4 separate regions of the Homo sapiens genome follow, and all the other regions are linked to region 4. Evidence: chromatin contacts called from ENCODE Hi-C or POLR2A ChIA-PET data. All regions are on one chromosome and are shown on one strand. Each heading gives the region's core, a stretch centred on a gene start or an enhancer-like site at or near the end of the contact. The rest is flanking DNA. Distances are from core to core; before and after follow the strand shown.

The links. A loop is a pair of places that touch in the nucleus more often than their neighbours do. ChIA-PET counts read pairs that join two places held with the same protein, here RNA polymerase II (POLR2A). Pooled maps may share reads with other maps.
Region 1: a pooled map shows a loop between it and region 4 (16-fold over the local background). The contact joins the promoter of TBC1D22B here to the promoter of ZFAND3-DT in region 4. A Hi-C loop is called at or near these places in 1 of 37 single-sample maps with no recorded cell type and 9 of 50 pooled maps. POLR2A ChIA-PET finds 5 or more read pairs at or near these places in 2 of 52 experiments (CD4-positive, alpha-beta T cell and activated CD4-positive, alpha-beta memory T cell).
Region 2: a loop to region 4 is called in a map of CD8-positive, alpha-beta T cell, with 5 times the contacts of the local background. The contact joins the promoter of MTCH1 here to the promoter of ZFAND3-DT in region 4. A Hi-C loop is called at or near these places in 2 of 168 maps with a recorded cell type or tissue (CD4-positive, alpha-beta memory T cell and CD8-positive, alpha-beta T cell) and 8 of 50 pooled maps. POLR2A ChIA-PET finds 5 or more read pairs at or near these places in 4 of 52 experiments (CD4-positive, alpha-beta T cell, CD4-positive, alpha-beta memory T cell, H1 and 1 more).
Region 3: a pooled map shows a loop between it and region 4 (6-fold over the local background). The contact joins the promoter of FGD2 here to the promoter of ZFAND3-DT in region 4. A Hi-C loop is called at or near these places in 1 of 50 pooled maps. POLR2A ChIA-PET finds 5 or more read pairs at or near these places in 2 of 52 experiments (OCI-LY7 and activated B cell).

Annotation. Positions count from the first base shown.
Region 1 is chr6:37,256,190-37,262,170 of GRCh38, reverse strand. It overlaps TBC1D22B (TBC1 domain family member 22B), which reads right to left and starts at 4,399. Exons shown (of 13, transcript NM_017772.4): 1 at 4,198-4,399. The coding sequence starts at 4,253. It overlaps TMEM217B (transmembrane protein 217B), which reads left to right and starts at 4,027. Exons shown (of 2, transcript NM_001395378.1): 1 at 4,027-4,603. TMEM217 (transmembrane protein 217) reads left to right here and starts at 4,027. Exons shown (of 3, transcript NM_001286401.2): 1 at 4,027-4,603. RefSeq lists enhancers at 3,397-4,032, 4,119-4,178, 4,279-4,338 and a silencer at 4,439-4,568.
Region 2 is chr6:36,984,361-36,990,266 of GRCh38, reverse strand. It overlaps MTCH1 (mitochondrial carrier 1), which reads left to right and starts at 4,071. Exons shown (of 12, transcript NM_001271641.2): 1 at 4,071-4,414. The coding sequence starts at 4,094. RefSeq lists enhancers at 3,467-3,676, 3,795-4,517 and a silencer at 3,767-4,356.
Region 3 is chr6:37,004,405-37,009,896 of GRCh38, reverse strand. It overlaps FGD2 (FYVE, RhoGEF and PH domain containing 2), which reads right to left and starts at 4,242. Exons shown (of 16, transcript NM_173558.4): 1 at 4,012-4,242; 2 at 832-1,063. The coding sequence starts at 4,079. RefSeq lists enhancers at 2,107-2,276, 4,097-4,226 and a silencer at 4,482-4,644.
Region 4 is chr6:37,816,075-37,822,051 of GRCh38, reverse strand. ZFAND3-DT (ZFAND3 divergent transcript) reads left to right here and starts at 2,665. Exons shown (of 2, transcript XR_007059569.1): 1 at 2,665-3,474; 2 at 3,562-5,738. ZFAND3 (zinc finger AN1-type containing 3) reads right to left here and starts at 2,325. Exons shown (of 6, transcript NM_021943.3): 1 at 2,036-2,325. The coding sequence starts at 2,106. RefSeq lists silencers at 1,699-1,868, 2,029-2,258, 2,299-2,678 and enhancers at 1,957-2,759, 2,729-3,118.

The sequences.
Region 1 (5,981 bases), core at 3,150-5,649, 560 kb after region 4:
TAATCCCAGCTACTCAGGAGGCTGAGGCAGGAGACTCGTTTAATCCTGGGAGGTAGAGGCTGCAGTGAGCTGAGATCGTGCCACTGCACTCCAGCCTGGGCAACAGAGGGAGACCCCATCTCAAAAAAAAAAAAAAAAAGGTGATTTTTTTTTTCTCCTGTGCCCGAGCTCTAGACACACACACACACACACACACACACACACACACACACACACACACACACACTGACCAAAGCTTTTTTATTTTTCCCCCATAGGTTTGTGCCACCAAGCCCAGATAATTTTTTTGTGTGTTTTTAGTAGAGACGGAGATTCACCATGTTGGCCAGGCTGGTCTCGAACTCCTGACCTCAAATGATCCACCTGTCTCAGCCTCCCAAAGTGCTGGGATTACAGGTGTGAGCCACCACACCCAACCAGATCAAAGCTTTTCAATTTCAGTTTCAAAAACTGAAGCAAGGAGAGAAAACAAAAATGATAGCTACTATCATCGTAACTATCCTTCTTATAATAGCTAATATTATTGTGTACCTCCTAACCAATTATTATGTATTATCTCATTTAATCCTCATAACAGCCCCATGGAGCAGATACTCTGTCCCTATTTTAGAGATGGGGAGACTGATGCATTGAGAGGTTAATTAAATCCCATAAGATCACATAGCTAGAAAGCAGAGCTGGGATTTTAACCTAGGCAGTCAGATTTCAGAGCCTGCATTTTTTTTTTTTTTTTTTTTTGGAGACAATCTCTTGCTCTGTTGCCCAGGCTGGAGTGGAGTGACGCAATCTCAGTTCACTGCAACCTCCGTCTCCCAGGTTCAAGAGATTCTTGGGCATCAGCCTCCTGAGTAGCTGGGACTACAGGCACACACCACCAAGCCCAGCTAATTTGTATTTTTAGTAGAGATGGGGGGTTTCACCACGTTGGCCAGGCTGGTCTCGGACTCCTGGCCTCAAGCGATCCACCTGCCTCAGCCTTCCAAAATTCTGGGATTACAGGCCACCACACCTGCCAAAGCCTGCAATGGTAGAGATTGCCTCTTATCTTCTAGGCATTAATACAATGACCATTTGATGTGCTAAGTAAATGGGGCTCATGTGAATAACTGAGAGAACTTAAAAGATGCTTAGTTCCACCAAGTTACTACATGACCCAGCAATTCCACTCCTATTTATCAGCAGAAGAATAGAAAATATATATCCAAACAAAAACCTCTGCATAAATGTTCATAAAAGCATTACGTACAATAGCCCAAAAGTGAAAACAATTCAAATATCCATCAACTGATGAATGAACAAAATGTGGTGTATGTATACTATGGAATATTATTCAGCCATAAAATGGAATGAAGTACTGATACATACTACAGCGTGGACAAGCCTGAAATCACTGTGCTTAATAAAAGAAGCCACTCACAAAAGGCCTCAGATCATATTACTCCATATATATAAAATGTCCAAAAGTGGTAAATCCACAGAAACAGAAAGTAGGTTAGTAGTTACCAGGGTCTGGAGTGGGGTGGATGGGGAGTGACTGTAAACAGGTATGTAGTTTCTTTTCAGGATGATGAAAATGTTCTGAAATTAGTGGTGATGGTTGCACAAAACCATCTATACTATAAATGAATATACTAAATACCACTGAATTGTACACTTTAAAAGAGTGAATTTTATGGTATGTGAATTATATCTCAATAAAGCTGTTATTTTTAAAAAGAATGTTTCATTCATTTGCAACTTCTTTTATTTAATAAAATTTCTATTTGTTGTCACTAAGATTGTTGGATCATGATCAGACAAATGGAAAGAACCCTGTCATCGCTTTTATTTTTCACCTTTCAATTTGCAAAGAAGAGTAAACTAGTTTCATTTCCAAGTTTGCATGCATCCAGTAGAGTCATTTGTGTCATTTCCCCACCCAGGAGAAAGTTTTTCTTCTCTAAGACCGAAAGAGTACAGATGCAAAAGTTCTATTCTTGAGAAAATGCCCTAACATTTTCTTTAAACCAAAGTACCTTTCTATCTAAAAGAACCTTAGTTTTCTCCTATGACCAGAGGCTTGTGGGCTTCACTGCTAAAAGCACACAGCTGAACAGTATTTCTCTTTACCAAGTAAGGTACTAAAAACTATTATGAATTGTGACAATATTTGAATACCTTAAACAACGAAGACAATGAGCTGGGGTAAGGATCTGAGTAACATTATTTTAAATGTTTACTTGCTGTAATAATGACAGCAATGTTAATAACTACTGTTTTTTTGAGCAACTATAATGTGCTAAATAAACACTGTCCTAGGCTCTTTACAAATAGGGTATTTCACTTAGTCCCCACAGTAACTCTGAGGAAAGTATTTTTATTTCTCATTTCATAGGTAAGGAAATTGAGGCCTAGAAAGATTATTTGTCTTGGTCACACACACAACAGAGCCCAAATAGTAACCCAAGTCTTTCTGAACTCGAAAGTTCTCTATTTCTCTATATTCTTCAAAATGAAAAAGGAATCCAGAAACTTGAAGAAACTGAAAAGACTTCTCTTCCTATCTCAGAAAAGTAGTGCTTTAAAAAAGTTGACTGTTCTTATAGCCAAATACAGGAAATATAGGAAAAAAAGATTGTTAATAGCAACCAGCAGTCAGAAGGCACAGAAGCCCATGCCACGTCCCACATCTCTTACACTGCTTCCTGATACAACAGTCTTCCTATTGATTATGATTATAATCTTAGGATGTCAAAATTTAATGATCTCACTACGGAAAACCCCAGAGAATAGCAGTTAGCACAACTAGAGAGCTCACTAGACCAGGAAGGAAAAGGAATCAGTTGGCAGGAAGTGTGCTTACCTAAAAACACAGAACATCTTTAACAGTAATATTAACACTGTTGAGTCCACAGCACTTTAATCTGAAGTTATCTTTGCATTCCTTTCTATTACTTTAATAAGTATTACTAAAAGCTGATTTCCACCCTATTCTCCATATGTCTACTAGAATCCTTAATAAAATAAGACTCTTGGTGGGGCATGGTGGCTAACGCCTGTAATCCCAACACTTTGGGAGGCCAAGGCAAGAGGATCACTTGAGGCCAGGAGTCAGAGACCAGCCCTGGCAACACAGTCAGACCTTGTCTCTATTTCATTTAAAAAAAAAAAAAAAATTAAGGCTCTTACCTAGCCACTACTGACCCTCATCTCTCTCTCGCTTAAAAAAAAAAAGTCACGAGTTCAAAAGATTATCCCAGAAGGAAAAAACCTGAATCCATTAGAAAAGGTAGCACAGGGGACACAACCAAACATGAATTTCATCACCAAGTAGACTGTAGCTGGCAGAAATCTTAAATTTACGACTGAAATACACACTCTTCCTTATACTTCTCAGGACTTTGCCCAAAATAAACTGAAACAGTAAACCAACAGTAGATTGATGGATGGATAATTTGCCAAAAGTCTCAACATACACCGAAAAGAGGGTGGGGGTAGTCTTAGGGGGTCTGCTCTCCAGTTAAACAACTGAAGAATGAACGAATTTAGTGCATTTGCACAAGAAGTGCATTACAATGCAGGGGAGGAAGAAGTCACTTGGGGTTGGACAAATCCTTAGAAAATGCCAAAGGAATAACCCTGATTCTGTGGTCGTCTTGTAATAATTCCTAGTGGGAAAGGGCCAACTCAAGATAAAGTAAGGTCAGGGTTGAGAATCGTCCTCACTTTTCCTGCCTAACCCTCTCGGCAGGCGGCCCCAAACTCCCACCGGAATCCTTCGGGTAAGTGCCGACCTCAGGGATCAAGGGAAGGGGCCATCCTCGAGCGACCAACCACCTGTGCGTGGTGGAGACCCCTGAGAGGGAGTCCTAATTAGAGTGGGAAGCAGCTCTGGGGAGGAACTTCCGAGACCAGGGCCGACACTGACTATTCACCCAACTCCACTCCCCTTTACGCCCAATCTTCGGCCACCTTCCCGCTGAGGTCACCCCTCCTGAAACCTCCGCCCCCAGACCCCGGTCTACACCCACATCCAGCCGTCCCCAAAGCTCGCTGTTCGCTTCGCTGCCTGACAGCTGCCCTGCCGCCACCAGGCAGTCCCAGCTTCCCCAAACCAGTCTTCTGGCCTCTGTGGCGCCCCAGGCCCGCGGGATTCAGGGATTAGGATCTGGAAGGGTTTGGTCCAATCCCCTATCCCTCTCAGCGTCCTGGGCTCACCTCCCCGGCAGCTTAGCGCTCCTCTTCCAAAACTGCTTGCTGTTCTCAGCGGCCATTGCTCTGGCCGGGGGAAGTCCTTGTAGGCGGGCCAAGGGTTTGCCCGGCGAGATGCCCCCAGACCCCGCAATCTGAGGGCCAACCCAGGCCGCTTCCCCGCCGCCGGTCACCCGCTCCCAGCTCCTGGGGACGCCATCTTGGATGTGGGCACCCCTCCACCCAGCACCGCTGCCATTGGTGAGCTGCGCAAGCCGTGGACGGGCCGACCAATTGGGAGCCGGAATCCTGCAGGCCGCTGAAGCCGACCGGTAACGTCAGGGGCTGGGCACACAGGTGGACGGGGAAGGCGGAGCTTGGACGAGCCGAGAGGCGGGGCTCAAAGTTCCTACCCGCGAGAGGGAAGAAGCAGGTAAGGTAAGGGACCTATGGGAAGGAAGAGGGGATTATCTTCTTCGTGAGGAATGAAGTTCCTTAGTCTAATATTTCTTGGCAAGAGAGAACATACTATGTATTTATATATAGGAATCTTTCACCTAAAAGTAAGGGCCCATGTGTTGGTTGTGGCCCATTTTTAACATCTCTCAATTCAATGACACTCTGGTTATTACCCTCCTTTCCTCATTCCGTTTACATGTCCATTCGTTTTTCTGAAGGAAGGTCAGCAGGGACCCGATAGCCCGGGATTGCTAACTGTTCAACACGTGAGCAACGGTTCATCAGAGTCTCCCTCTCCCTCTGTTTATTGAAAACGATTGAAGGACTTGTGCTGTGGGTTAAAAATTCAAATGATCTAATCCCTATGTCAATCCATAACTCTCACTTTCTGACTATGCTAACAGTGTATATAGGAAATGGTTTATGATAGCTGTCCAACTCAGATTACCAAATACCATTTCTTTGAAGGACACAGTATTGCTCCATCGTGTGAATCACAAAGTTAAGGATGTATCTCCTCCCGGCCCCACCAACATCCTTAATTTCCCTTGTTAATCTATTATAAATCTTGCACCCTTGAATTTATTTTCAATCTAATTTTCCCAGACAATGAGATTTAGTATTAGCATTTTGAATCCTTTGAATGTCTTGTCAGCGTTTTTTGCTGGTTTTGAGTTTCTGTGGTTGTATTCCGTGGTGATTTGGGGAAAGAGGGAAGGCGGGCACCAGTCCAGAGTGGTTTTTGTCCCTTCGAAGGACTGTTGAGGTGGGCTGCGTGTCCCCCACCCCCACCCCCACCCTCCATTTACAGCTACCACATGTACTTCCACATATTGGAGAATACTTAAAGACCTGACCCCTGGCCCCAGCCAAAGAAGGACCTTCTTTTATATGTCCTCCAACGACGGTTTCTTCATTACTCCCATTTTCAAGCTTCTTTTGTCCCCTAATTTAAGAATTATAGGATTGGATGACAAGGGCTATTTTTACTTCCTCTGAGTCTTTCATGCTATAAAAGCATCTTATCTTCTTTATGGGCATTTAACCCAGAGAAAAAAAGCCCCTCTATTCTTTTAATTATTTTACTTGCCTTTCTCTGGCGCTTCTTTTTCTTAGGATGCAGTGACCAGCACTGCACACTAAGCCCAAAGAGGGATGTACTGAGGCTTTGTTAAGGCTGATGTTTTGTCTTTATTCTGGACAGCCAGACCTTTTGCTGGCTGTTTGGACTTTAGAAGAGTTGATGTCTTGAAAGAGTAATCTAAAACAACTTCTAGATTCCTTACCTTGGTGGCAACCAGCAGTTCAGAGTTCATTGTCTTAAAGGTATCCTCTGAATTGTCTTTCCCTAT
Region 2 (5,906 bases), core at 2,822-5,321, 830 kb after region 4:
TTGCCCAGGCTGGAGAGCAATGGCATGATCTTGGCTCACCGCAACCTCTGCCTCCCGGGTTCAAGCGATCCTCCTGCCTCAGCCTTCCGAGTAGCTGGGATTACAGGCATGCGCCACCATGCCCGGCTAATTTTGTATTTTTAGTAGAGACGGGGTTTCTCCATGTTGGTCCAGCGCTGGTCTCAAACTCCTGACCTCAGGTGATCCAGCCACCTCGGCCTCCCAAAGTGCTGGGATTACAGGCGTGAGCCACCACGCCCAGCCTTGTTGTTTTCTTTTTAAGAGGGTGGGGAGAGGCAGAGGCAAGTGGAATTGGAACCAGGACCTAAAGTCGGCTCCTTTTGCAGCTTGGCTTCTGGGTGGGGTTGATGTCTGAGGGTGGGACCCCAGGGATCCAAGACAGAAGAAAAGCCAGTGTTTCCACTCCCACCTCGCCCTCACCCCAGACAAGCAGGTGATCAGAGGCAGCAACCGGAACTAGTTCTCACCCAAAACTAGTAAACAGGAATCCTACATCGAAATGAGCCCATCTTCTTTACACCAAGGTTGATTCTCCTTACACCTTGTGCACCTTCCCTGGAGCTATGGTTTAAATGTTCCTGCCAAAACTCAAGTTGAAATTTAACTGTCAATGTAATGGTATTAACGATGGGAACTTTAAGAGGAGATTAATGCTCCTATCTCAGGAGTGGATTAGTGATCTCAAGAATGGGCTTCAGAAAAAAGGACAAGTTCAGCCCCCGTTTGATCTCTCTGTCTAGTGTGCTCACTCCGCCTTCCACCTTCTGCCATGGGATGACCCTCCCCAGACGCTGATGCCACGTTTTTGGACTTCTCTGCCTCCAGAACTGTGAGAAATAAGTTTCTTTTTTTATAACTTACCCAGTCTGTAGTATTCTGTTAACAGCAGAAAACATCAGGTGAGGCCAGAACTCTGATGCCGCCCTTGACATCACCTTAGTTCCCTCCTGACTGGATCAGTATGATGTCAAATTAATTGCAATGGTGGGTACTTACTAATTTGCATTTACTTTTCATTACAACATATCCCACAGGATTCCAGGGACCTGGGATGGTCTGTATTCTTGGCAGTTCTCAAGATCTACGAGTCTTATTTCCTGTTAACTTTTTTCCTTTTGCTTGATCCTATCGGGCACATGGATCTTCCTAAAGTTTTGATTCTGTAATTAGTGCTACCATAAAAAACTGTACAATTTTGGAGAGTGTTTTTGCTCAGTCATTCATTTTCTAGTAATATTTGTTGTGTTCCTATCATGTGCCAGGCATTGAGCCAGGCTTGGGGTTCAACTATGAATAGAACAGTCCTGGCTGTCAAAGAGCTTACAGTCTAACAAGGGAGACTGACAAGAAAACAGGCAGTCACAGTGCAGTGTGGTCAGCACTGCATATGTGAGGTGGCATATGCAGAGGGTGGTGGCACCGAAGTGGGGGGCACTACCCAAGCCCAGAGCTTACAGCCTTTTTTTTTTTTTTTTGAGATGGAGTTTCACTCTTATCGTCCAGGCTGGAGTGCAGTGGCGTGATCTCGTCTCACTGCAACCTGTGCCTCCTGGGTTCAACTGATTCTCCTGCCTCAGCCTCCCGAGTAGCTGGGACTGCAGGCATGCGCCACCATGCCCAGCTAATTTTTGTATTTTTAGTAGAGACGGGGTTTCACCATGTTGGCCAGGCTGGTCTCGACCTCAGGTGATCCACCCGCCTCGGCCTCCCAAAGTGCTGAGATTACAGGTGTGAGCCACCGCGCCTGGCCAGAGCTAACTCCTTTATAGCTCTAAAGGTTTATTGCCAGGTTGCTCAGTAGCTTGACTGCTGAGGAAGATTTTCTTTCATTCAATCATTTCAGTGAGTATACTTTTCATTTCTAGATGTTCTGTTTGGCACCTTTTCAAATACACCTGTTTTTTTTTTTCCTTTACAATTCCTGTTCTTTTTACTAGTACTTCCTATTATTTATCTTTGCCTTCATTTGAAACCTACTTCTTTCCTTTTAATTTTCTTTGAGATGGTTCTATTATCTCAAGTTCTTCCTGTTTTGCCCATTCTCTCTCATGATGGCACGTTTCTTTGAGCGGCTCATACATTTTTTATTGTGAGGATTCTTTTTTTCTTCCTCTTGGAGTCTCTGTGAGCCCTGAGTTGTAGAAATACAGCTATTGTGCAGTTTAACATTTGCTTCTGCTTGGTACCCTACGGGTCTAACTGGTTTAGCTGATCTATTTTTCCTTCAATTTCTTCACTTGGAGAAATTGTTCGATCATTTAGAAATACTTTACTGAACATGTACTATGTGCATAGTCCTATATCTGATGTTGTGGAAGATACAAAACAATGCAAGACAACACAAAGTTGCTGCTTCACATGAAACTACAGTTTGAAAGGGCCAAATACAGTATAGGCCCAAAGTTAGGTGACCATGTAAGGCAGAGTAAAAGGCTCAACGGTGAACAGCCAAGTTCAGAAAGAAAAACAGACAGTTGGAGAAAAATGGGGACGAAAAGCCCAAAGAAGGAAAAGGTTCCTGTGAGGAAGTTTCAGAAGGATGGGGAAGTAAATCATCCTCCCCTACCCCCACCCCCCACCCCCAAACTAAAACCTATCGCCTCTTCTGGGTAGAGAGTTAGTGTGGCACTAGGAACTTGACTTTGAGGTCCTTATTGAGAAAGCTAAATCAGAACCTAGGCAAAAGGAAGTCATTTAAGGTGCTCCTGGGGGATGTTTGATGAAAATTGTGTTTGATGGAGAAAACACAGCAAGTTGAAAGGGTTAGCAGGCTTTGCAAGTGATTTCACTAGGACAAGCCTGGGTTAGGGAGGCCAAGGTGAGGGAGAGAGGGAGTGTGGCATGCTTTGAACGTGGAAAGTACATAGTGTTCATTATCAGGAGTGGGAAGAGGGGAGGTAGCTTTTTAGGGGGTAAGGCAGGAAGGGAGTTAGAAAGGACAGACTGGGAAACCCGGACTAACAGTGGCAGGTGTCGATCTAAAGAAATTTCTCACAATGAACTGGCTATAGACTAAGTACAGACAAAGGGACCAGGTCTTCCATTGCTGTGTCCCTGCACACTCTAGGATCCGTTCAAACAGAAACTTTTATTGCGAACCCCCAAAACTAGCACGGTTCTGTTGTAGGTGTTGTTGCAGAGTGTCGGGCACGTTTACAAACAGGAACAGGGCACTTGCTGTCCTATCTTCCTCGCAGGGTTCTTGTGACGATTACACTTAAATCAACACGTATAAAGCATTTTAAAAAGTGCCTGTCACATAGTCCCTGCAATTTAAGGTCTAGTTGTGATTATTCACTTGTATTAACTAAGAATCAACTACAGGCGCCTAGCAGTGCCTGCATGTGCTCACACTGAGGCACTCACTAAAACCCTCAGGATCTAGTGAGGGAGACAGTCAAATACTTTAGAGCAAAACAAATTTTACAACCACGGACTCTGAGGAAGGCGTGCGAAGGCTCCACAGCTGGGGAGGGTGCCCACAGTCGCCGAGGGGACATCTGGATTTGCTCTGGTTGGGAGAGCATTCCTGGCAGAGGAGATGGAAAATGCGATCGGACAAAGAGGCTGGGACCGCGGAGGGGATCGGGCTCGGGGTCGGGGCTCGTCCTGCAGCAGGAGATTCAGCTCGCGCAGAGTTCCACGCAGGCCGCGGCGACTGGGATCTGGGCCGCAAAGGGGCGGGCAGAGAACTGCAGAGAAAACTCCCGAAGCCAGGGAGGTGGCTTGGAAGCGCCTCAGACCATATTGGGGACGTCTGGCAGCCAGAGGCGCCGAACCCCGCCCCCGCGTGCTCTGGGCATCCCGGGGGAGCGCCCCGGCCTGCGGCTGCCGCCACAGCTCCCGAGCCCGGGGCCCCGGCTGCCCGCCACCATTGACCCCCGGCCCGCAGCCCAGTGTCCTGCTAGGCCTCCAACCGGCCGGGGAGCCACATCCGGCGTGTCCCACCCGCCGCACCACGCTCCCGAGCTCCCCCGCGGCCTGGAGTGGTGCGCCCCGGCCCCGCCCCCTGACGCCGGTGAGGGGGCGTGGCCCCGTCACGTGACGGGGAGTGACCTCGCCGCCGGGCGCCATGGGAGCTTCGGACCCGGAAGTGGCGCCCTGGGCTCGCGGCGGTGCCGCGGGGATGGCGGGAGCCGGAGCTGGAGCCGGAGCTCGCGGCGGAGCGGCGGCGGGGGTCGAGGCTCGAGCTCGCGATCCACCGCCCGCGCACCGCGCACATCCTCGCCACCCTCGGCCTGCGGCTCAGCCCTCGGCCCGCAGGATGGATGGCGGGTCAGGGGGCCTGGGGTCTGGGGACAACGCCCCGACCACTGAGGCTCTTTTCGTGGCACTGGGCGCGGGCGTGACGGCGCTCAGCCATCCCCTGCTCTACGTGAAGCTGCTCATCCAGGTGGGGGACCAGAGGCGCCGTAGGGAGATGGGAGGCTGATGTGAAGGTGACAGGCCAGGATTTGGAGGATTGGGGCGGGCAGTCAATGGCGACGGATTTGGGGAGAGGGGTGGGGACGGCGGGTTTGGGGGGCCGAGTGGGTGGGATGGGAGGGAAGCCGTGAGGGAGTTGGGAACGCAGGGGTCACGGGTTTTAGGATACAGAAAGGAGACCAAGGGGTTAGAGTAATAACAGATACGGGAGAGGGTGGAAGGAACAAGCGATTTGGGGGAGTGCCAAGGAGGGAGCGATGGGCTGGAAAAACATATTTGGGAGATAAAGGAGTGGGGACGATGGACTTGGGATAGGGAAGGGAGCGAATTTGGGGCGAGGGAAGAAGCAATAGAATTGGGGGAGGGGCAAGAAGTTTGGGTGAAGAGATGGGGAGGAAGGTTGGGGGCCCAGGCAAAGTGTTTAGAGAATGAGGAGCACATAATTGGGGTAGAGGGGAACGGAGGCTCTGGATTTGATAGAGATGGATTTAAAACGTCTTGGGGTGGGGACAAAGTGGGCGCCAGGGCCAGAAATTTAGGAGGGAAAGAAGGACACCAGACTGGGGGTGGACAGAGGAGACGGAGGTCTTGGGTTGCATTGTGATTTAATTTGGTGGGAGAGTGCGAAGGCAAAGACTTTTGCAGGGGAATGCTATCGGTTTACCGGAGATGGGGGCTCTGGATTTGATGGCGACGACGGATTTGGTAGGAGGAGGGGACAGGGTGACGCGTATGGGGGGAGGGGAACAGATAGGGCCAGCATTGGGGGAGGGGAGTGGCAGCGATTTGTCTAGAGAGGGGAGCTAGGAGGAGGCTTTAAGCGGGGAAGGGGGATGACGCATTTGGAGGAGGAAATGGAAGTCATAGTTGGGGTCAGAGAGAGGAATCACAGTGCTTGTATCTGGGCAGATGAGGAGAAGGGGCACGGGAGTATTGAAATTGGGCAGAAGGGACAGTGGAGACATAGGTGGCAGGATAGGTAGGGACTACCAGAAATTGAGACCGAGGTAGGGATGTCTCTGGAACAGAGGGATGCATAGGCACTTGGCAGATTTGGTGGTGGCCAGCAATGCGGTACAGATGAAGTGTGCTGCTTGAGGAGTGAGCTGGAATGAAGGGCGTGTGGAGGTGTGAGAATTAGGTGGGTGTGGCTGGGATGGGTACAGTTTTGATGGGGGTCATTAGGCCAGAATTTTCCAGTTAAGAAGCTTGGGGGGAGGAAGGTAAAAATTGAATTGGAGACCCATCCAAGATTTGAGTTGAGGCAGGTGGGTGTCAGATTTTACCATCTTTATAATTGAACCGAGAGAATGCAAAATACAACTGGAATGAGAAGGCCTTGAGAATGAGAGTAATTGAAATCTGGGATCCGAGGAATGGTAATAGATTTGTGGGTGTGACCAGGAATATGACAAGGAATGAGGAGATTCAGTCAGGGGCATCAAGGTGCCTGACTAGAC
Region 3 (5,492 bases), core at 2,993-5,492, 810 kb after region 4:
GATTACAGGCGCCCACCACCATGCCCAACTAATTTTTGTATTTTTAGTTGAGACAGTGTTTCCCTATGTTGGCCAGGCTGGTCTTGAACTCCTGACCTCAGGTGATCTGCCCACCTCGGCCTCCCAAAGTGCTGGGATTACAGGCGTGAGTTACTGCACCCGGCCAGCCGCTACATTTTTGATAGGTTTGTTCAGCAGCGATTGAAAACCAGGACGCATTACTATAACCACTATCCCCATTTTACAAATGAGGAAACTGGCACAAAGAGACTCAAGTGACTTGCCCAAGGACACACAGTTAGTAAGCAGACGTGCTGGGATGTGACTCCAGGGAATTTGGGTGCACAGTATCTGCATGCCAACCCTTGAACTCTGCAGATGAGAAAACTGCAAGCCACAGAAGAGATCAGACTGGGCTTTAGTCTAAGGGCAGGACAGTTCACACTCAGACCTCTATTTCTAGGTTGAGATTGTTGTCTCCTCCAGTGGGTAAACTGAGGCCCCACCTGAGAAGAGTATTAGGTTCACAAGATGGAGACTGTTCCAAGCTGTGTGGCCTTGAATAAGTTCCTTAAAACTGTGTTTCAACTTCCTTGTCCAAAAAACTCCTACACGAGGGACTCGCGAAGTAATCCAGCACGGTGCGTAGCAGGCAGTTAGTGAATCAAAGGCCATTAAGCATGGGGAAATCTAGCTCCCAGCTGACCTCTGATCACACCATACCCCCACCTGGGGAACTGCTGGCTCTGGCTAGGAAAGCATGTGTGGAGGGGAGGTCAGGGAGAGCTCCCCACCCCAGCACCCCACACCTCTACCTCAGCCCTCAGGCACCTGCGTCCCCGATCCTGAGAGGGTCACAGGCTGGCAAGATTTCCTCCAGGCTTCGCTGGACAGCTTGTTCTTCAGGGAGTTCAGGTACCTCCTGCTGACTGTCCTGGGCTCAGACCCCACGGCCTCCCCGACATTCGTCTTCTCCCGTGGTCCTGGGGACTCGGGAGGCCTGCACTCAGGGCGGTGATGCACGTCCTCTAGCCTCTGGCCTCTGGGTGCTGCTTCTGGGGTCCTGAGGAGAAGAGACAGACCTGAGGGCTTCCTCCCTGGAGAACAGGGAAAACAGCAGCAAGTCCCTGGTGTGGATTTGGGTTGCCTGGTGCAAATCCCCAGTGCAGGGGCCCCTGGGTGCCTGGCTTTCTTTGGGAACATGCTGAGTAAGACTTTCACTTCTCTCCCAACACATTCTTGGAGGGAACTCAGTGTTCAAAATGAGTCAGGGTGGACTATATTTTATTTTCTGGGGAACTGCATACTTCCTTGTTTAAAATGAAGCCACAGTGTCCAGGAATCCTTTCTGTATATAGGGGTTTTTGAGTGGTACCCCCTGGATTATCCTCACCTTTGGACCTCACCTCTGTTTTCAGTTTCCACATCAGTAACCTATACATCAAGGGAAGGTAGGAGCCACAGAACAATATAAAGTGAGAGCAGGCCTGCAAAAGCTGGGGCTTCTCAATGGGATCGACATCCTCCACACGTCCAGAAGCAGGGAGAGCCAGCCCAGCAGCAGATGCTCTGTTCTCCCAGGGACGGGCCTTCGTAGGTCACCTTTATTACCCTGTGTACTGGGTTCTGCAAGCCAGTCAAATTCCTTAGACAACAGGGCCCACCCTTGATGAATACACCCAACGTTGCCCTTGGTGTGGAAGGGCTTGTGATGACAGAACAGGGCAGGCATCCTTATGAGAAAGACAGGCCAGGAAATGGAAGGCCAAACAAATACGAAATCTCCAAAACTCCGTGAGAAAGGTTTTCATTACCCATATTTTGCACTCAAGGAAACTGAGGTCTGGACAGGATGAGTAACATGCGGCTCGGAAGTGGCAGAGGTGGGATTCAAATCAGGCGACTGCTTCCTGAGCCTTCACTCTAACCTGCCCCTCCCCATTTGAGTAAAGGAGAAACAGGTCCGCGGAGTCAAAGTGACTTGCCCCAAGTGACACAATTGGGTTTGTGGCAGCGAAAGCATTGGGACCTAGTGCTGTGTGGCTACTCCCAGGCTCTCCCACCCCTCCCTGGCACCCCAGTCCCTGGTTTCTCAGCCCATGGGTCTGCAGCTCATGGGCGTAGCTGGTTCTCAGGCTTTCTGTTCTACATTTGGTTTCAGGTTCTGCATTTCTGTTCTAGGGCCCCTGGCCAGCTTCTGTTTCCTCTTTGCCCCTCAGTTTCAGATCAGCTGAGGTGCTGGAGACCTCATAAGGAAGCCCAGGCCAAGGCAGTTGGTATGGGTCCCCTCACTCAGTAAGGAGTGGCTCTCACCCTCTTGATGCCTGCTGGGACCTAACTCCCGTCTAAGGGCTGCCCACTCCTGCCAGGGTTATTGCCTGGGCAGAGCACAGCATGCTGAGGGGCTCCACCCAGGTGTGCCTAGTCCACGTCAAGCATGTTGAGTGAGGTGGTACCATCCACCCACACCCAAGGGGGTGGTGGGCCAGGAAGGCGGCACCCAAGAGCTGTCTTTGGTGCTGAACAGGACGAGCTTGGCAAAGATCCCGGGAGAGGCAGGGGAGAATCACCCAGCTCAGGAAGTTGAAGACTTCTAGGTCTACATCTATGCCATCTCCACCCTGAAGCCTACAGGAAACATTGCCTGCCATGAGTGCCCTCAATACAGCATCCGGGCCATTCCTAGGACATCTACTGTCTATGACCTTGCATCATAGTTATTCGATGAGCTCAGCATCCAAATACTGAAACCCTTCTTCATCCTCTACAGTTCCTGTAGGATGCTGTGCTGTGCCACCCATGTCCCTCCTTCAGGAATGAGGCCTCCCCACACCATCCCCACCAGCTACTGGTAGTACTGGGGGCTGCCGGGTAATTTATTGGCTGAGTCCCTCTCTGGGAATCACTCTCTGGAAGAGAGAGCTGCCTCACCCAGAGTCTCTTGTCCAGTCCACATGGAGATACAAATACCCAGCCCTCTTCCTCAGCTGGAACAACCGAGAGGCATCCCAGCTCCAGAGCTCCCTGGGACAGGCTGAGGCCTCTGTGGCAGGTGCACTGCAGTTCAGCATCTCCCCCTGCCCGGCCCTGCTTCCCTCACACCCACAGCTGTTGTTCCCAAAAGCTCTCCCTGATAAATCACCTGAGGCAAACCTCTGTCTGAGTCTATTTCCAGAAAACCCTACCTGGGACAGCCCCTAACACAGTCCTGAGCTTAAGAAATGCCTGCAGAATGGATTGATGCCACACATAACACACAACACACACATACACACACGCGCACACACACAAACACACATGCTCCCAGGGCTACCAATGACTCCACGCATCTGGCCCAGCCTTTTCCCTCCAGACAGACGCCCCAGCATTGCCCCAGATACTTAAAGCACTTGGCATCCTCACCTCTCTGTGTCTCCATTTCCTCATCTATAAGACGGGAACAGAAACAGAATCTACCCCTATTAGGCTGTTCGATGACTAAATTAAATAAGTAAGGACATGAACTTAGAGTAGGGAGTACCCCATCAGGATGCTGCCCGTACATCCTGGTTTGCCTCATACGGTCCCAGCTTTACCTGTAATGCCTCCCCCACAACCACCACATTTTATTTGGCATTTACTTTCAGTTTCAATTGTGTGCTGAATGATAAATTATATGGTTATCCTAATCATAGGGCGTAAATTCTTGGTGAGTATCAGCTACCTTTTCTGAGAGGTGCTGGCAGGCACTGGGTGGGGTCCTGTGCCCACACACAGGCTTTGGTCTGCCCATGCTTGCTCGTAACCACACCTGTCTGGACTCTCCCAACACACACTGGCACTCTCACCCCTGCCTGGCTCCTGGTGTCCCACCGACACTCTCCCATGCTCCAAGGAATCCGTGACCGAGGAACGCGGGGCTGCCCCTGCAGGAGGAGGGTCCGGGGCAGGGCCCAGGGAGAGAGCTGCCAGAAAGGCTGGAGGGTGGCTGCCAGCCCACCATGGTGACCCTCCCACCCCAGCTGCCCATACCTGCTATTCTCAAACACAGTGACCAGGTTGGACACAGATGCCAGCTTCTCCTCACTTGCCCCCTTCATCCTGCCGGTTTCCGGGGTGGATCTCAGCTACCCTCGAAGCAGAGAGAGAGGCCTCCAGCCAGCACACTCAGCCACGCTGGCCTGGGACAGATAGGCTAAATCACCCATGAATCTGTTCTGATCTTTCTTGAGGGCTCAGAAGGTCGGCTCTTGGCTTCAGAGTGAAGAAAGAGGAAGTGGTCCCAGAGCCACAGCCCTGCAGGGGAAAGGCCAGCACTCCCGCAGTGGGAGGAGCCTGCTCGGGCCCCACCTCTCCCTCAGGGGGGCTGACCTTTCACACCTGTAGACCCCCATTCCAGAAGCCACCTAAGAGGTGGCAACAGGGCCCAGAGGTAGCTTCTGGAGCCCAGTCTGGGCTGGTGCAGTGGTTTGCACCTCTAATTCCAGTGCTTTGGGAGGCCGAAGCAGGAGGATTGCTTGAGCCCAGGAGTTCAAGACCAACCTGGGCAACATAGTGAGACACCGTCTCTTAAAAAAAAAAAAAAAAAAAAAGGCCACCCGGAGCCAGACCCTTGGCTGGTTTCTTGGCCTAGTGGTTCCAGCCAACCACACTTTCTCCTTCAGAAGGTCCAGTGGCTTTTACTTGGCCTCTTTCCCAGCACCTTCTTTTCTGCATCTGCCCCTGCTCACAGCTGTAAGGAAATAATGTCTTTTTTATTCTTTAGAGACAGAGTGCGGTGGTGGGATCTCGGCTCACTGCACCCTCTGCCTCCCGGTTCAAGCGATTCTCCTGCCTCAGCCTCCTGAGTAGCCGGGATTACAGGGCCTGCCACCACGCCCTGCTAATTATTTGTATTTTTAGTAGAGATGGGGTTTCACCATGTTGCTCAGGCTGGTCTTGAACTCCTGGCCTCAGGTGATCCTCCTGCCTCGGCCTCCCAAAATTCTGGGATTACAGATGTGAGCCACTGTGCCTGGCCAGGAAACAGCATGTTTTATTTAAAATAATCACAAACCTGGTAAGGGTGGCAGGGAGTACTGTGATGTTCCCACCTCCCCACTGGGGTTCTCTCATTTTAGTTGTTGCTGTCATCACCTCATTGCCCCAAGGGAGGGCAGTTTCCTCCCTGAAACTCAGAGGATAATAATAGCTAACATGCACTCTTTTTCATGCTTATGAGTATTTTCTTATTAATCCTATAACAACCTCATGAGGTAGGTACTATTCCTATCCCCACTTTACATAGGAAGAAACAGAATCAGAGAGGTTAAGTAACTTGCCCAAGGTCACCCAGGAAGAATACAAGAGAAGTTGGATTTCCAAAGCAAAAGTGGGTGTCCTACAGTTCCAGCAAAGGTTCGTTGGGAGCCTGGATGACCATGTTCTTGCTGCTCCATCCCCAGGCCTCCCTGATCCCAGGACACTGGGTTGTCTTTGCCTGAGGCCTCCTTTACCACCTGGTCTCCCGGCCC
Region 4 (5,977 bases), core at 1,416-3,915:
ACCACCTTAGCCAACATGGCAAAATCCCGTCTCTCCTAAAAAACACAAAAATTAGCCGGACATAGTGGTGTGCACCTGCAGTCTCAGCTACTTGGGAGGTTGAGGCAGGAGAACTGCTTGAACCCGGGAGGTGCAGGCTGCAGTAAGTCGAGATCACGCCACTGCACTCCAGCCTGGGCAACAGAGCAGGGCTCCGACTCAAAAATAAATAAATAAATAAAGGTAAAAGGCTATTCCATTTCCTTAGTTTCTAAGCCTTGATATAAGTCTTTCGATAAAGATTCCATTCATGGTAACAGTCCGAAGGACATAAACGTGTTGCCAGGAAAGAGACCTGATACATCCTGAGCATTAGCTGCCACTGGCAGCGACTTTCTTTAGGACATATGTCTTACAATGAGTTACAATCTGAGGCTTGTGACACAAGATTTTTCCAGGGCAGCAGACTGATACCATAAACATGATGGTACTACGCACTCTAAAGAGCTCACCAGCTCCACCCTACACTCCCTGTGTGAAGCGGCAAATTATCCACCCAAAGCCTCAGTTTCCCCAGCTAATAATGAGATAATGGTTCCTACCTCGCAAGATTCTTGTGGGAATTAGACAGTCCATGAAAGCACTTCACAGGCAAACCAATTATTTTCAAATCAAAATGAAGGGAAGACTAGAAATATTTTCACATTTTTAGGACTTTTTATATGCCACAACTTATTTTTGACTAATGTCCTTCCACAGGGAAATTTTTGAGAAAGGCAGAAAAATGAGAAAATGAAAATCCACTTCTTTGTCATAACCTTGAGATACGACAACTTCCACAGAAGTCTACATTAAGATCCACTTTCTAATCTTTCTCTGCACTCCCAAAATTACTCTTAATTTCTGTTAACCATTCCTACAATATGGGAGATAGCAAAGGGAAAACTACTTCCATACTTCTTCCCAAGATGTCCTCACCAGAAACAATCTTCCTTCCTGCCTCTATGTCTCCAAATATACGGAATCTCTCAAAAAATAAAACTAAAACAAAACGATAAAAGAGAAAAGGGACTCAAATCACAAAAGCCAGCCTTCAAAGTCTCCAGCTTTCTTACTGCAGAACTACAGTCATGTGGTATGATGGAGGCACCTGTTAGGTGGCAATCCATGAAGCTTAAAGTGTTACCAGGAGAATTTAAACAGTAATGGGGGGAGGAAGAGGAGCTGATTTCCCACCTCACATTTTTTTCGCCTTAACACATGATGGCCAAACAATATATGCTACCCACTGTCAACATTTTTATCATTTTTACTTAAATTGAGAAAGAGGAGAATTTGAGAGCCAACTGAGGAAACTGGATCTCATATTCCCCAATCCAGGCTGACTTCAGGTTTTGTGTGGTTTTTTTCTTCCTTTTTGACAAGGAAATTTTACATATCTCCTGAAACGTGTTTTACATGAAGGTGAGACCTCAACAATCTTATAACTTTACCCCAGCCTGGTTCTGGACTCGGTTTTTACAAACGGGTGACGTGTGAATAGCTTCCTAAAAGCAAATGGGGCACTGGGATATAATCTAGGAAGTGATGATGCAAGTCTCCGGAGGACGGGGAGGAGGGGAGGTGAAGAAGTCAGAGGAAATACCCTCCTAGTGCCTGGGCACCAACTCACGCCCCGGGAGGGAGGAAGGGCTGGCTTCCACATGCCCACGGAAGGGGCACCCCTGCTCCTCCCGGAGCGGTCAACGCCGCCCCCTCATCCCTCCCCGCCGCCCTGCCCCCCTCACCCGTGGCCCAGGAGGCCCCCGTGGGCCCGAGCTTCAGGCCGGCGAGTCCCAAAGGGTAGCAACGCACCCCCGGCAGGGCCTTCTCTGCCCACCCCCAGCTCCCCACCCGGCACCCCTCCCCGGAACGCGACCCCCACCCCCTCCCCGTAGGCCCGGGCTGGGCCCAGCCTCCAAGGTTCCGGCCTCCCGGGCCCCGAGGCCTGCCCAGGCTGCCCTGGCGTCTGCGCCCCCGGCCCCCGCCCCCCGCCCCCACCCGGCCGGGCACTTACCCCCAGAAGCCGCAGGGACAGCGAGGCGGCAGGCTGGGCGCTTTGCTGCGCTCGCTCCCAGCGTCTCCCATGGTGCTCGGCGGCGGCGGAGCTCGGCGGCGGCAGCGGTGGCGGCGGCTGGGCCCGGGCCCCGCTCTGAGGAGGCGGTGGCGGCGGCGTCGGGGGGCTCGGGGCGGGGGGAGGGGGAAGGAGCGGGCGCGCGGGCGGGCGCGAGTCCGGGGCTCGGAGCCGGGATTCCAGGCCGGTCAGCTGGAGGCGGGCCGCACCACTCGGCCTGCGGAGACGGGGAGGGGGCGGAGAGGCGCGGAGAGAAGAAGGAGGGAGCCGAGGAGGAGGGGCGTGCGGACGCACCGAGGACCGCGGGGGAGGAGGGACACAGACGCCCTCGGCGGGTCTCACCGCCGCTCCCCAGCCAGAGAGATGTCCTGTGCGGTGGCGCAGGGAAGGACCGGAGCCCCCCGCCGGCTCCGGAGTCGCAGCGGCCGCTCTGAAGCCCCGGGCCCTGCTGTCTCCGTAACACCGTCCCCTCCCCCGGAGGCTGCGCTGACCGGACAATGGCCGCTCCGCCCCCTCCCCGGCGTGCGCCCCTCCCGAGGAGTCACAATGGTCTCGCCCGGGGGAGCCAACGCCAAAGCCCAGCCGCTGATCAGCTGGGATCCGGGCGTGCCACTTCGTTCCGCGCCTCAAAGGCGGAGTGCGGGGCTGTGGGAGAAAACGAGAGCCTCGGGCTGTCGCCCGGCGACGGGCGGCTGAGGCCTTCGTATTCTTAGAACTTTTAGAATCTGAAGCAAACTTATCTTCCCCCTGTCTGAAGAAGGGGAGCAGGTTTCTGAGTACTCCGGGGCGCGGTGCCTCCCCCTAAACGCGAATGGTGCGCTCCAAGCGGGAGGGGGAGGAGCAGATTAGTTGTGTAGGGTAAATTGGGCCAGTCCCAGAGTGGCGGCGCATGCGCCCGTAGAACCCGTAACCGAGTGCGAGGAGGGGCCTGGGGGAGCAATGCCAAACGCGGAAGTGGAGCTCTGGCTTCCCGGGGGCGTCGGAGTCAAGGTCCCTGGAGCTGCCGCTCTGGCTCCTGGGCGATTCCGGGGAGCCATTCTCCCCAATTTGCCAACTCCCTGGGCATCTCTCTCTCTCTTCCTGGTCCCGCCACACCCAAACAACTCTTATAGTTCCACCCGGTATACTGGTCTCTTGACAGGAACTTTTGGGAAATGCCCCTCCCCCAGCCCCTTGTCTGGGGCAACTTCCTTGTCTCTTCTCCCCCACCGGTGTTGGGGAGTTCCTTGTCTCCACTCCCAACCACAGAGCCACAAGTACATTATCTATGCCCAGGCGAGTCCCTATGCCCAGGCTAGGAGAGCCGCACTTCTTCCTACAGCTGACACGTTTGGTTTTTGGAGGGGAAAGGGGAGCTGTAGCTGAATCAGTAATGGAAATTGGTAAGTGACCAAAGAAGTTTGAGACACTAAAAAAATGAGTCCTTTAACGATCCTAGTCCTTGATCCTGAGCTCATTCTGATCTCCAGTTAGTCATGAACAGAGAAATCGATTATTGATGACTAATTCAACACGGAGGCAACATCCTCCAGACCTTTTGGAGACCCATCGCTGAGGAAGACTTCCTGGCTCTTAGGAATAGCTGCCGTATACCCTCCTTGCCTGTCGGGTATATCAGAGCCTCAGAGAGACTATTACCTAGATTAATTTGATTACCAAATGTTGCTATCTTATTTCTTTATATACCAAATCACATTTCTGTTTGTGCATACTGTGTGGGTTTGTTAACATTGATGTTTATTTTGGCCTCTAAAGAGCAAGGATCGCATTTAGCTTAATATGCCACAGATGCTGTTGATGGTGAAGTTAATGATTGCAAAAATCAAGCACTTAAAGCCAAAACACCCTAAAATGTGAGTGCTGATTTATTATGCACAATGTTTAGTTTTAATTTGGTGGATTTTCCAAAGCCTTCAATAAGTATATCTGTAAGAAAGTGCATAGAAAAAGCCGGACGCTGTGGCTCACGTCTGTAATCCCAGCACTTTGGGAGGCCAAGACGGGTGGATCACCTGAGGTCAGGAGTTCGAGACCAGCTTGGCTAACATGGTGAAACCCCGTCGCTAGTTAAAAAAAAAATACAAAAACTTAGCCGGGCATGGTGGCACGCGTGTAATCCCAGCTACTTGGGAGGCTGAGGCAGGAGAATCGCTTGAACCCGGAGGGCGGGTGTTGCAGTGAGCCGAGATCATGCCATTGCACTCCAGCCTGGGCAACAAGAGCGAGAGCGAAACTCTGTCTCAAAAAAAGAAAGAAAGAAAGAAAAAATGCATAGAAAGGATAAAGCCATACAGCACACCTTGCTCTCATTGGATTCATATTACCCTTAAATCTTCATTTAAGCCGACATAAAATTCCCACATGCGTGAGATACTTAACAGCCTTTGAGTTTAACAAAGATTAAGTGGGATTATCTCTCTTGGCATCTTGATGATTTTCTTTTATGTACAGAAAAGGAAACTCGACAACTAAAAGGAGAATTCAACATAAAAAGTGATTGTCATTTTCCAAACTGCTTTCCTGTTTGCCAGTTATTCAACAAACATTTATTCAGTACCCAGTATACACAAGGACTTTGCTAAGCACTCTGGAGACTAAAAGGATTAATAAAATGTAGCATTCACCAGCAGGTCCCTACATATAATGTAGATAATTTGGTTCCAGTCTTCCTCTCAGACTTCATTTTCTACTCTTCTCTATTCACTCTGCGAAGCAGACACTAGTTGCCATTCCTCAAATACCTTGCTTTCCCACATCTCCATTCCTTTGTCCTCCTGTTCCTGACTGCTTCAGCTGCCTTTTCTCTTTATATGTATACACACAACACAAGGAGATAATCTTATACAACCCAAGGACACAGAGAGCAGTAAGATCGCATGAAGGACTGAAATAGGTACCTAATACATCAACAGGAAGCCAAGTGTTTGGTTTTTTTCGATATCTTTTTCTCTCTGGTTACAGGTTCTTCCATCTCTGCTTCTCTCTACAAAGCTGCTTTATAATCTCGGCAGAGCTGTTTTCACTGCTTTTTTGGGAACGTAATCCAGGTTTACCCAGCCTCACTTCAAGAACAAACAGAGACTAATTAGTATCTATGAATCCCAATCCCCAGGAGAAAGAAACTGATTGGTTCGATTTATGTCCGCTTGTGTACTCTTGGTACAATCACCTTTGACCAACAGGGCAGTTATGTAGTCAGGTCTTTTTGTTTTGTAAAGCAGACATGGCTGCCAGAACCCCATCTTTGTAGGCTATGTTCTCAAAGTTATGTACTTGGCAAAGATTCCAAAAAATGTCCACCACAGACCATAAAGGAGTAAATTGCAGCTGAACTTCAAAAGCATAAAGAACAATTGACATGTTAAGGATTTTCAACAGACTGACTCCTACTTAAACAAATTCAGACCTGAATTTAAATGGAACTCCTTCAAAGAAGTCATCCCTGACCCAAGCCCCAATCAAAATTTGGTGGCCCCATTATTATCTTACATGGCACTCTTTTTCTTTATAGTACCTATCATAGTTTAAATATGTATTTGTGAGTCTCCTCTCCAAAAATCATGTCTGTTTTGTTTACTGTGATATACACAATACTCAAGGTGCATTTGGGAGGCGTTCAATAAATGTTGTATGAATAAAAGCACAATAATTTGTTAGTCAATGTGAGACCCACAAATGGATTGGAGTCATAGTTAGACAATCCTGGGGGAATGTCTTAGTTACCAACCCACCCTCCCTAGAAGACATTGAAGCTCTCTGCTTTTTTTTTTTTCTGACCTCATTCATCACAAGGCTGCCAGCTTTTTTGTCACACTGAAGTTGTATGAGATGAGACAGTATTTAGCTGCTGCTTATGACGTTCCTAGCCAGATAACTCTTTACTCT